3 separate regions of the Homo sapiens genome follow, and regions 2 and 3 are each linked to region 1. A link is a contact called in ENCODE Hi-C or POLR2A ChIA-PET data. All regions are on one chromosome and are shown on one strand. The core of a region is the stretch at or near the end of the contact, and the rest is flanking DNA. Distances in the headings are between cores, read along the strand shown. Region 1 holds the start of ZNF324 (zinc finger protein 324). Region 2 holds the start of ZNF444 (zinc finger protein 444). Region 3 holds the start of ZNF582 (zinc finger protein 582).

Region 1 (3,919 bases), core at 830-3,329:
GACAGCCATGGTCTAAGGCTGGGTTATCCAATCTTTTGGCTTCCCTGGGCCACATTGGAAGAAGAATTGTCTTGGGCAACACATAAAATACATTAACACTAATAACAGCTGATGAGCTAAAAAAAATAAAAATTGCATAAACATCTCATGTTTTAAGAAAGTTCACGAACTTGTTTTGGGCTGCATTCAAAGCCATCCTGGGCAGTGGGTTGGACAAGCTTAGTTTAAGGTATGGCTGTGAGCCAGGACCAAGCTCCCCATCCCAACAGCCACCTTCCATGATGTCCCTCAGACACTCACCCTCCTTCCCTGGGTTCTGCCCCCACCATCTTCAGATGGCACTTCCCTCACATGTCTGGGACCCCTCCCCTCTGCCCTCCCTGACCAGACCCCAGATGCCTTCTTGGCCTCCCCACTGGCAACGCCATACACAAGCAAGCTAGAACAAGTCCTGGCTGGGCCCTCAGCTGCCACACCAAGAGCAGCCCCAGGTGTCCACTCGTGACTCAGCATGACCACTCATGACCCTCCCCAGATGCACCCTTCCTGCTCTTGTAGCAAGAAACTGTGAGTCCCAGCAGGGGCTTCCCAGGCATACCCATCACTGGGACCCTCCCCTGCTGAGCCTGCTTGCCTGACATTTCCAGGCTGCTCATCCAGCCTGAGGGACTGGATGATTCTCACCAGTCGCCACAGGGGAGCAGCCTCAACAACCTGTGAACACAGAGGAACTCAATCCCTTCCTCCTTTCACCCGGTGTCCCCTTTCTTCCCCTCTCTGTTGCCACCCTCCCCTCCTCAGTTAGGTGCTAGGCTCTTCCCAATAGCCCCAGGCATCCCAGCTGGTCTTCTTTACCCTCAAGCCATAACTGCCCACACCTGGCTGAGTCCCTGCCCATTCCTCAGTCCAATTCATAGGCCCTGTCCACAGCCCAGGACGCCAACAACGTCAGGTCCAGTGACATGACCAACCTGGGACATCCCAGACTCTTGATCTTTCCCCTGAAGGAAACCTGCTTTCCTTTCAATTCTCCTTTCTATCTACAGCAGCTCTCTTCTTCCAGGCGCTCAGGCTGAACAACATGGGGTACTTAGTTCTTCAAACAGCCCACACCTGATGCATCCGCAGATCCACCAGAATTCACCTGGTCGCCCACCTCCACTGCTGCCCAGACTGTGGCAGTCGGTTCTTCCCTTCATGCCGACACCCCTGCATGTCTGTTCTCCACGCAACAAACGGTGGAACCGTTTTAAAGTCCTCAGAGGATGTCCTGATTCTGTTCAAAACTTCTATGTCTCCCGACGCCCTCGAGATAAAGCCCACTCCCTCGCCTGATACTGCAGCCGCACACATCCCCTCTACTCCAGCTCCACATCGAGAGAGCTCAGTCCCAGAAGCACCTGGGCTTCGGCTCCCCTCCCAGGTTTTGCACACGCAGGACTCTCCCCTCGGAGCCTCCTTCGGGACCTCAGCCCCCTGGCTGCCCGAACTCGGGAGCTCACCAGTGCCCTGGACGCAGGAGTTTGCACTGACCCCCGCAACCCCCCCAGGGCAGGGAGAGGAAAGACGACTAGGCGAGGTCTAGGAAGCGGCCTCCCTCCGTGAGGGCGCGGTCTGTGTGAGCAGGGACTCCCCTGCTTCCCCGACGCGGGCTTGTCAGCGCCACCGCCGCCAGCGGAACCCGCAGCTGGGAGGGAAGAAAGGCGTGGACCACCCAGCCTTTCCCCGCCAGCAGCGTCCCGGGGCCGCCCCGCGCCTCAGTCTCCCCGGCCATCATGGACGTGGAACGCCCAGCGCGCAGCCTCCTGGGCTGCCGCACGGTGGGAGAGCGCATGGCTCCCGCCGCGGCCCGACAGTCCCCTGGACGCCCACGACGCACTCTGAGAAACAGAGGCTTGGGGGCGCGGCCGGCGGCCGGCGCCCTTGATCACGACGCGTGCGCAGGGCGGGCCCGACGCGGGCCCTCAGCCAGTACCTTCCTCGCCGCCAGCCTCGAGCACCAGGAACCCCCTGGAAACCGGACCCGACCCGCGGTCCCCAGCCCAGACCACCGGTGTGGCCTGACGCGGGCGGCGAAGTGACAGTCCCACCGCCGGAAGTCCAGCCCTTCGGTTCTCATTGGCCCAGTGCGCGCCGCGGACGCTTGCGTACAGCCTTCCGGGTCACGTGGTTCCCGCCTGTTTCCCTGCGTGGAGGCGGGGCCACTACCGGTCTCCTTGGCAACGTCCAAGCCCCTGCCGCGCGGGGCGCTGGGAAATGGAGTCGCGCGGCGGCCTCGGGTTTTCAAGGGCTTGGTGGCGCTGGTGGATTCGCCCGGTGTGTAGTCCTGCCTTCGGCATTCCAGGTGTCCTCCCAAGCAGTCCCGGAGACTAAACCCTGCAGGTGCGAAAGCAGAAACTGCCGAGGTTCCAAGAGGCAACACCAGCAGTGAGCACGGAGGAGAAAATGCACCGGGTAGCGCAGGTGGAGGTGGAGGAGCCGATGCCTGGAGCTCCGGGTTCCCTTCCCAGCTCTGCCTCTCACTGACTGTGCGTCCTGGGCGCGGGTTTGACCTCTCTGTGTCAATGTCCCGTAAAGGTTTAAGGTCCGTTTTCAACCTTTACACCAAGAATTCTCAGCCCGTAAGCCTACATTTGTCTTAAGTATGAGACTGTTCCTCGACACTTGCCCAAAGCATCTGTTTTCCTTGTAATTTGGATGGGCAGAAGTTAATTCCCCAGATTTGCTTGTCCTTAGACCATCTAGATCTTGTCTTGCCCCACACATCACAATATTCATTCTTTTTTCCTTTTTTCTTGGGACTCATTTAAGTTTTTTTTTTTTTTTTTTAACAGGGTCTTTGTTCTGTTGCCCGTGCTGGAGTGCAGTGGCACAATCTCGGCTCACTGCAACCTCTGCCTTCAGGTTCAAGTGATCCCCCCGCCTCAGCCTCCGTAGTAGCTGGGACCACAGGTGTGCGCCACCATGCCTGGCTAATTTTTGTATTTTTTAGTAGAGATGGAGTTTCACCATGTTGGCCAGGCTGGTCTTGAACTCCTGACCTCAGGTGATCCGCCCACCTCGTTCTCCCAAAGTGCTGGGATTACAGGCCAATTTAAGTGTCTTTGACACATAAAAACGAAAGGCAGAGCAGTCTCAATGTAGACTGTCTTGTTTGGCAGATAATAAAAGGTTCTTTGTCTTGTTTTTGGAACCTGTAGACAGTTCTCAGCTGTCCAGTTCCTTAACTCTTTTTGCCTCCCTCCCTCTATACCTACCTCCATCTATAACTATCTCTCTGTCAACTGTCAGCTATAACTGTCCACCTAATTGATTCTACTTGTAAATCCTTGTAGAGCAAGGGAGCTCATCATGTTTGGAATGTTTTAATATAAATTTTGCTACTTTGAAAGAATTTAAGAACATTTCAGGACTGGGCGCAGTGGCTCACACCTGGAATCTGAGCACTTTGGGTGGCCAAGGTGAGCGATCACTGGAGCCTAGGAGTTTGAGACCAGCCTGAGCAACAAAATGTGACCCCATCTTTATAAAAAAATATAAAAATTAGCTGAGCATGGTCTTGCATGCCTGTAATACCAGCTACATGGGAGGCTGAGGTGGGAGGATTGAGTTCAGGAGTTGGAGTGTGCAGTGAGCTATGATGGAGCCCCTGCACTCCAGCCTGGGTAAGAGAGAGACCCTGTCTCAGGAAAAAACAAACAAAAACCCTGAGGGGGAAAAAAAAAACCCCAACACTTAGAAGTATTAAAGTTCAGGGCCGGGCGCGGTGGCTCACGCCTGTAATCCCAGCACTTTGGGAGGCCGAGGCGGGTGGATCATGAGGTCAGGAGATCGAGACCATCCTGGCTAACAAGGTGAAACCCCATCTCTACTAAAAATACAAAAAATTAGCCGGGCGCGGTGGCGGGCGCCTGTAGTC
Region 2 (3,919 bases), core at 401-2,900, 2.3 Mb after region 1:
GCTCAGAGAGTGAAGGAGCCACAAATGGGACCCAGATGTGACTCCAGAGTCCACACCAGTTCCACCTAGTACCCCGGCACCAGCACCCACATATGCTGGGTTAATATCATGGCTAAGAGGCTGTGGAGTCTGGCTGCCTGGCTTCAACTTCCAGCTCTGCCACTCATCAGCAGTGTGACTGTGGACGTGTGACTTACCCCCTCTGTGCTTCATTTCTCCACCTGAGACACAGGACTAACAAGAGCTCCTTCCTCTCAAGAGGCTGCTGGGAGCAGGAGTTAGAAGCAGCCTCCAAAGGCTAAGTGCTCGACAAAGACCGGTTTGTCTACTCTAGGTTCCCAACCTCGACATTAATGGCACTTGTGTCGTGGCGGGCTATCCTGTGCAACATACGATGTCTACCAGCATCTCTGCCTCTTTTCATGAGATGCCAGTAGCACTTCCCAAGTTGGAAAAACCAAAAAAAAAGTCTCCAGACATTGCCACATGTCCCCTGGGGGACAAAACCACTCCTGGTTGAGAGCCGCTGGCCCACTGGACAAATATTTACCTACGGCACAAAGGCTCTGGGGCAAATTCCAGCTCTGCCTCCTACCAGCTCTGTGTCCTTGGACGAGGTACAAGGCACCTTTTGTAATACCCTGTATCTCCATTTCGTTGACTGTAAAGTGATAGAAGGAGAACAAAAATGCTGAGAACCACACCTGGCTAGTAAGTGTCCAGTCAGACTTAGGGTTACTTTGTCGAAGTTTCCCTGCGAGGTGCCCAGGGGACACTGCTATGAACACGCACGCAGATTAAAATACTAAGTATACATTGGAATAGGCGTTAAAATCGGATATAGAGGAGGGTGACTCCATCCTGACTGGGGTAGAGGTGGCGGGGGTCAACTTCATTTGACAATAAACAGAGTTTCTAAGCACTTTACACATATTACCGAAGGTAATAATGCCTTGCAACAAGCTAAAAAGGCAGATGCTCCGCACTGAGAAAGCAGCAAAACAGAGCAACGATTCTTATCTTCAGGAATCTCACAACTCTGTAAAAGTTGCACTTGTAGAAGCAGCGCGCAAAACGAGCCACCTGCGCCGTATCTACGTTACAACAATAACCATCGTCCCCGGAAGCCCCTTCCCGCAAACCTTTCCGAAGGGGTCCGGTCCCGGCGCCCCCAGACTCCTTTGTAGGGTCCAGCTTCCCACTCAGCTTTCATCTCACAGCCCACCCTCTGCTAGGGTCCCCTTCCCCTCCCCCACCTGTCCCTCCCCCGTCCCGCCCCTCCCCCTCCCCCAGGCGCCCCTCCCCCGTCCTCTCCCTCAGCATTTCTCTCCCGCGTTCAGGACCTCGAGGATCCACGACCCCCTCCCACTATCCACCCCTCCCCCTCTCCAAGTCCCTCCCCCTCTAGTTCCCTCTCCCAGCCCCTTCCCCATCACTCAGCCCCCTTCTCCTCCCCTCCCCGCAAGTCTCCCATCTTTCCCTCCTGAGGCCCCCGGCGCCCCTCTTCCCATCCAACCTCTGGTCCCTCCCTCGTCCAACCGCCCCCACCCAATCCCTCCCTCCTTCCCCCCTCGCTCACCTCACTCTCTCAGGCGAGGCCCCCCAAGCCCCCTCACCTCCCCGCACATGCGCACAAAGCTCGCCGGGACTCCATGCCCCAGCAGGCTTTGCGCCAAACTCCCCCGTCCCCCTCCCCCAATCCCATACTCCGAGCCGCTCGTTCAGCCCAACAACTCCCCATGAAGCCCCGGCCTCACCCCGAACTACAACTCCCAGGAAGCATCGCGGCAAAGGCGGCTGCCAATTGGCCCTCGCCTGGGGACCGCCTTACTCCTGTTTGTCACCGCGTGGCGTCTTCGCCAACACTGGAACTACATTTCCCAAGATACGCGAAAGCGTCGTCTGCAGCCTATTTGGCCTTGACGGCGCAAATGTCGCGGGCTGTCTGAGCGCGACAGGCTTTGGACTACATTTCCCAGAATGCACGAGGAGGCTTCCCAGTGGTCTGCGCGCGGGCCCTGGACATGCGCAGAAGTGCCGGGAAAAAAAGAGGGAGGAGGAGGAGGAGCCATGGCGGCGTTGTTGTGGAGATCAGGGGAGGCCGGGCACCGCCGGGCATTTGGGAGGTGGGGCCTCCGGAGCTCTAGAAGCTGGCAAGCGAAGAGGAGGAGGAGGAGGAGACCAGGCTAGAGTTCTGCGCCAATCAGGAGTGCAGGCTACGTCTCCTTGACTACGGATCGCATTTTTTTTTGTCCTCCCTCTCCACCCGGGCAGAACTTAAGGGCCGATGTCGGTGCCAGGAATCAGGACGTGAGCAGGCTGCCCTCCTGTTCCGGGGTGGGCAGTGGCTCAGGAGGGGGCCAGCGCGGGGGCCTCGGTTTGGCTCTTCCTGTGTGTGAACCTGGACAGGACACCGCCCTCTCTTTAGCCTCAGTTTCCCCTGGGGTGAATTGGGGGACAGCGCTACCTGCCACGCGTCCTCGCTGTGCCCCTATTGGACAGACTACTGCCCCGTCCTGAGGCCTCAGTTTCTGCATCTCAGAACTGTGAAGAAGCATATTTGGATTTTAGAGCAGACAGACATCCTAAGAGATCAGCTGAAGTTTTTATCTAGACAGTTCCAGACCTGATTATGGCTCATACAAGCCCTACCCCAGCCCGCAGCGTATTTCCTCCTCCGTACAACAAGGATAAGAGAATCCCCCTCCCATCCTCCACCTCCCCGGCTGATCTGAAGACTCCGCGCCATAAAAACGAAGACAGTGGCTTACCCATAACAAGCATTCATTACATGGAAGTTGTTCGTCTTATATTCATAAATGAACAACTTTCCCCAGGTTTCACAAGCGATGAGTGGCTGACTCAGAACTTTGTGACCAGTTTGCCCACGGTGGCCTAATCTGCCCTGGCCCACCTGTCTACCACTGTCTTCTCCTCGTGTTTAATGAGTTCCAGTCATGCCTCCTTTCTGCTCCTAGAGCACGCTGATCTTCTTCCCACTCATATCCGATGGCCTACTTGACATCTCCTCTTGGATTTCTTAATAGGCATCTCAAACCTAAGGTGGGCAGTAGATAATTTTTCACTCTCTCCCCCACCTTGCGAAGAAATTTGTTCCTTCCCATTACTCCACCATCTTAGAAAGCAAGTCCATCTTCACCCAAATGTTGAGGCCAAAAATAGAAAAGCAGCCCTTGATTCTTTTTTCTTTTTTTTTTTTTGGTTTTTTGTTTTGTTTTGTTTTGTTTTTTGATACAGGGTCTGGCTGTGTTGCCCAGGCTGGAGTGCAGTGGTGCGATCACAGCTCACTGCAACCTCCGACTCCCAGTCTCAAGTGATTCTCATGCTGCATCCTCCTGAGTAGCCAGGACTACAGGCGTGCACCACCATGCCCAGCTAATTTTTGTATTTTTAATAGAGATGGGGTTTGCCATGTTGGCCAGGCTGGTCTCGAACTCCTGGCCTCAAGTGATCTGCCTCCTCGGCCTCCCAAAATGCTGTGATTGCAAGCGTGAACCACCATGCCCAGCCAATTCCTCTTTTTCATCACCATCCACATGCAATCTATCATCAGGTCCTATTGGCTCTGTCTTCAAAATAGATGCAGAATCTGTCCACAGCTCTCCCGTCTATGGCTACCACCTGGTTTAAGTCCCCATGGCCTCTTTAGACACTGTCATGCTTCCACTCTCGCCTCTTCTGCCTCCTGCCCCTCAGTTCCTGCTCCACACAGCGCCAAAGGGATCTTTTTTTTTTAATTGTGGTAAAATATATACAAGATAAAAATTACCATCTTAATCATTTTTAAGGTACAGTTCAGTAGCATTAAGTACATTCAAGCTAGGCCGGGTGTGGTGGCTCACGCCTGTAATCCCAGCACTTTGGGAGACCGAGGCGTGCGGATCAGAAGTTAGGAGTT
Region 3 (3,919 bases), core at 990-3,489, 2.1 Mb after region 1:
GTCCCCTGGGCCCAGCTGTCTTTTCTTTTATCTCTGTCTTGCGTCTTTATTTCTACAATCTCTCGTCTCCGCACACGGGGAGAAACCAACCGACCCTGTGGGGCTGGACCCTACAAACTCTGCATGTGCTTTGGCACAGGAATGTGTACTGGGAAGTGGCTGACAAAAGACCTATGGATTCCATGGAATGGAGAGGCTAGCTCAGAGCATTCTCATACTCTTAAAAGGAAGAAACTGGAAGCCACCCTCTAAGACGACCCTGAATGATCCCTGCCTCCTAGTACTTATACTCTTGTGTAGCCTCCACCTACTTAGACTCACAGCTGATTTTGTGACCAAGAGTATAATGGTGTATGACTTCAGAGGCTTGGTTCAGAGTCAGAAGTGGCCATTTCATCATCCTCTAAATTTCTCTTTGGCAGATTAATGAATGTGAGAAAGTAAAAATGGTATAGAAGAAAGTTAGCCTGAGAGATGGCTGGCTTTGTACCTGTTTGGTCTTTTTCCTTCCTTTCCTCCATAAGCAAATACTGACGCATGTACATATAGACACACTCAACACAGTGGGATGTTAAAGGGAAACTAGAGCCACTCGCCCCTTCCCAAGATCAGAGAACATAGGAAAGATGATGACTTTTTGCATCTACCCTCTCCTCTTGAACTCGCAACACTGTCTTGAACCACAAATAAGGTCAAGTAGGATAAATCTACAACTGTCTCCTCAACTGTCCGCTCACAAGTGTGAAATTCAACCATCCTTGCTGAAGTTGTCTTTTAATATCAGTAATCAGCAATAACCAACCTCTGAGCTTTGCTTATATTATTAAATCATTTTATTTGACCCTCAGGACAAAGCTGCAAGCCCAGCATTACATTCTTCCTTTTATGGACAAAAAAAAAAAAACAAAACAAAACCGAGATAGGCACGAAGAAACTAATAAATGGCTGAAATGCTATTTGAATCCACATCTGTCTAATTCTAAAAGTGTGCTTTCCACCACATCACCGCACCTACAAGGAAAATGCAGCCTCTACCCTCTCCTGAAGAATGTGTAAAGAGGCAATATGGTGTGTTTTGGAAAAAGCATCTTTGCAGAAAGAAAGCATTAGCTTCAGTCATATTAGCATCCTTATCCAGCAGCAGTAGCATTATTTTACATATCAGTTACTCCTCCCCAACAACTCAATGAATTAGATGCCACAATCATCCTCACTTTCAAATGTGGAGACCGAGGCACATCTCTAAGACTGGAGTTCAGGCATTCTGGCTCCAGTCTTAGAGATGGTTAAGGGTTCACACTCTTAACCATTTATTACACCATAGAGCTCACCAGGTTTGAGGGAAACAGGATCAAATCAAAAGAGTCACTCAGGACTCCAGTCCTCACTCAAGGACAAACTGTTCCACCTCGGACAGGGAGAGTTTCCGCATTCTGAGACCCAGCATAACAGGTCCTGACCGGCATCTGGCACTCGGACTCCCAATCATACTGGATCACACTGGCTCGGGATGTGTAAAGTCCAGGGCTTCTCACATTTGATGACACCAAAGCCGCCTAAAAACAAGAGAGAATTAACAACTACCTACGGCGGTCTGATATTTGCCCAAGAGATGCCGCCCCATAAAACTCCTTTACATCTTTATAACGTTTTTATTTTGCGTTCTCCTTCATAACCCACATTTAACTCACCATAGATGTAATGTTTAAAATTAGTTACCAGATAAACTCTTACGCTTCCAAACTTTAAGGTTCCTTCGAAACCTTCTGGTAAAACTGTTGTTCCACGGAAATGGGAACGTAACGGATGAGGCAATCTTCCACAGCCGCACACAGTTGTGTATCCACCGCTAAACGGTCCCAGTCATACATTCAACGACCCACGCGGAGTCAGAAGCTACCACCACACACTGTCAAAATCACGCACACACAGTGACGGCCCCTTGCCCACTCGGTCACTCGCCCACAATCTCTCGCTAGAGAATCACACGCAGATAGCACACCCAGCACCACAGACCCCAGGAAGCAACCCAGGGACTCGAACACACGAACAGCACTCCTCCGCGCACTGCGCAGGCACGCCTGCGTCCGGCTCACCCTGAAACATCGCGAGATCCGGCTTCAAGGCCGGGCTGCTGCCTTTACGCCTAAAGACTATGTTTCCCGGAAGACACTGCGGCGCCGGCCCTATCATGGCGCAGCATCGGTGTGCTTTGTGCGTCTGCGCCATCTTCCGGCTGCGCACGGCGAATCCACCGGTACCGTGGTGGAAGCGCGCCCTGGGCTGCCGGGGGCGCGGCCGCGGTGGCACTTGGACCCGAGGAGGCGGCAGGTGAGAGGTTCCGGAGCTTTCCAGGCGCTCTGGGGTCCAGCAGGAGCTGGTGCCCGGGCCGGTTGGGTCTCAGGCCTGAGAAGAACGCAGACGTCTCGCCTCATCGTCGCTCTGTGGCTTTACCGGCGTGAGACTACATTTCCCGCCGGCCCTCGCGGCGTGCGCTTTCTGGCGCCCCCTTTCTGCTTCCAGCCTCATAGCCCAGGTGCATGGACCCCTTAGGTGGGTGCGCAGGGGTCTCCGACCCCCTGAAATTGCGGATGTTTTGCATTCACTGTTATGCGTGCCTTTTTTTTTTTTTAATCTGAGAGGAAATCTTGTTTCATGAGGTTCTCAGAGAGTTACAAGACCCCAGAAGACTTAGAACCGCTAGTTTAGAAAAACTTATACTTGGGAACATTTTATATGTTCAAATTCTATGTCCAGCAATGGGGAAACACTTGAGTGGATCACAGGCCATCCTTTGTAAATAGGATATCGTGCAGTTAATACAAATAATGCTTATAAAAGTGGTCATAATAAGGAAAAGCTGCCTATTACATCATATTAAGCAACATTCATAATTATTTCACTTACACGTTACTTAGAACCAAATGTTTGTAATGCAGTAGGCACCTTATATACTCCTTTACAGAGTACTTCTTGTTTAACAGTGAGCTCAAGAACTGGTTAAATGACAACACTGCGAATACTTGGGTGTTTTTTCTTCCAATTTTTTTGTTTTGTTTTGTTTTTAGCCTGTGTGTTAGTGAGTTTGACTTCTTTTTGCTGAATGTTCTCAAAGGATTCAGTAGTTAATATCTTTGCTTGTCAGTTTTTGATAGTCATTTTTGATAGTCACTTGGCATCCCATTATATGGCTGTGCCAAAAATGATTCAACCTCTTGGCTACTTGTGGACTTGCCTACTTACGTACTAATTTTCAGTTCTCCTATTTAGCAAATATTATTGGACATGCAGCTTTGTGCACTGCTGTGTCTCTATGGAAGGACACATTTATGTGCTGATAATGGAGCACTGGGCGTGCTGTGTGTAATTTGTCTCTTACTGTTCCTTCCAACTCTATCCCATTTGTTGATGCAAGGCATGCTCCATGAAGTGGCATGCACAAAGCCTCAGTTTGGGCTGTAGAGCTTTTTGTATATTTGGCGGTTGGGAAAAGAGCCAGGTAGACTTTCAAAGGTGTTATATTTGCTGCAGGAGAGAGTTAAATGGCCTAGTCCTGGAAAGGCTTTATTCTAGGCTGGGGCTATGCAAATGATGCAGGCCTTCTATGCTCCCTGGCTTGAGGGAAGCCCTCCTTGTCCTTGAGGTAACATGTGGGTCTCAGTCACTAGAACAGCCCTCAGCATCCCTGTCTTAGACTTGCATTTGCAGCAAAACAGAACCACTGGATGTTTAGGGGAAATGGGAGGGAAAGGACCACTGGTTCCCCTTTGCCTTGCAGCAGCTAAAGCTGGTTTCCTGGGGTTGGGTGAGGATCCCTTTGCCTCCCCCTCCTTCTCATTTTCTTGGTGGGCAGAGGGCAAGCAGGTGGGGACTTGTAACTTGGCATTCTAGGAACTGTGAGGCAAGCCTAGCCTCTCAT

Evidence for each region. A loop is a pair of places that touch in the nucleus more often than their neighbours do. ChIA-PET counts read pairs that join two places held with the same protein, here RNA polymerase II (POLR2A). Pooled maps may share reads with other maps.
Region 2: a pooled map shows a loop between it and region 1 (14-fold over the local background). The contact joins the promoter of ZNF444 here to the promoter of ZNF324 in region 1. A Hi-C loop is called at or near these places in 1 of 168 maps with a recorded cell type or tissue (CD8-positive, alpha-beta T cell), 1 of 37 single-sample maps with no recorded cell type and 9 of 50 pooled maps. POLR2A ChIA-PET finds 5 or more read pairs at or near these places in 1 of 52 experiments (B cell).
Region 3: a loop to region 1 is called in a pooled map, with 6 times the contacts of the local background. The contact joins the promoter of ZNF582 here to the promoter of ZNF324 in region 1. A Hi-C loop is called at or near these places in 5 of 50 pooled maps.

What each region holds. Positions count from the first base shown.
Region 1 is chr19:58,465,240-58,469,158 of GRCh38, reverse strand. ZNF324 (zinc finger protein 324) reads right to left here and starts at 2,079. Exons shown (of 4, transcript NM_014347.3): 1 at 1,976-2,079. RefSeq lists enhancers at 579-698, 1,117-1,731, 1,732-2,348 and silencers at 1,830-1,959, 2,040-2,089.
Region 2 is chr19:56,139,018-56,142,936 of GRCh38, reverse strand. It overlaps ZNF444 (zinc finger protein 444), which reads right to left and starts at 1,650. Exons shown (of 5, transcript NM_018337.4): 1 at 1,580-1,650. RefSeq lists enhancers at 1,688-1,827, 1,858-2,187.
Region 3 is chr19:56,391,854-56,395,772 of GRCh38, reverse strand. ZNF582 (zinc finger protein 582) reads left to right here and starts at 2,239. Exons shown (of 5, transcript NM_001320371.4): 1 at 2,239-2,553. ZNF582-DT (ZNF582 divergent transcript) reads right to left here and starts at 2,097. Exons shown (of 2, transcript NR_037160.1): 1 at 1,720-2,097.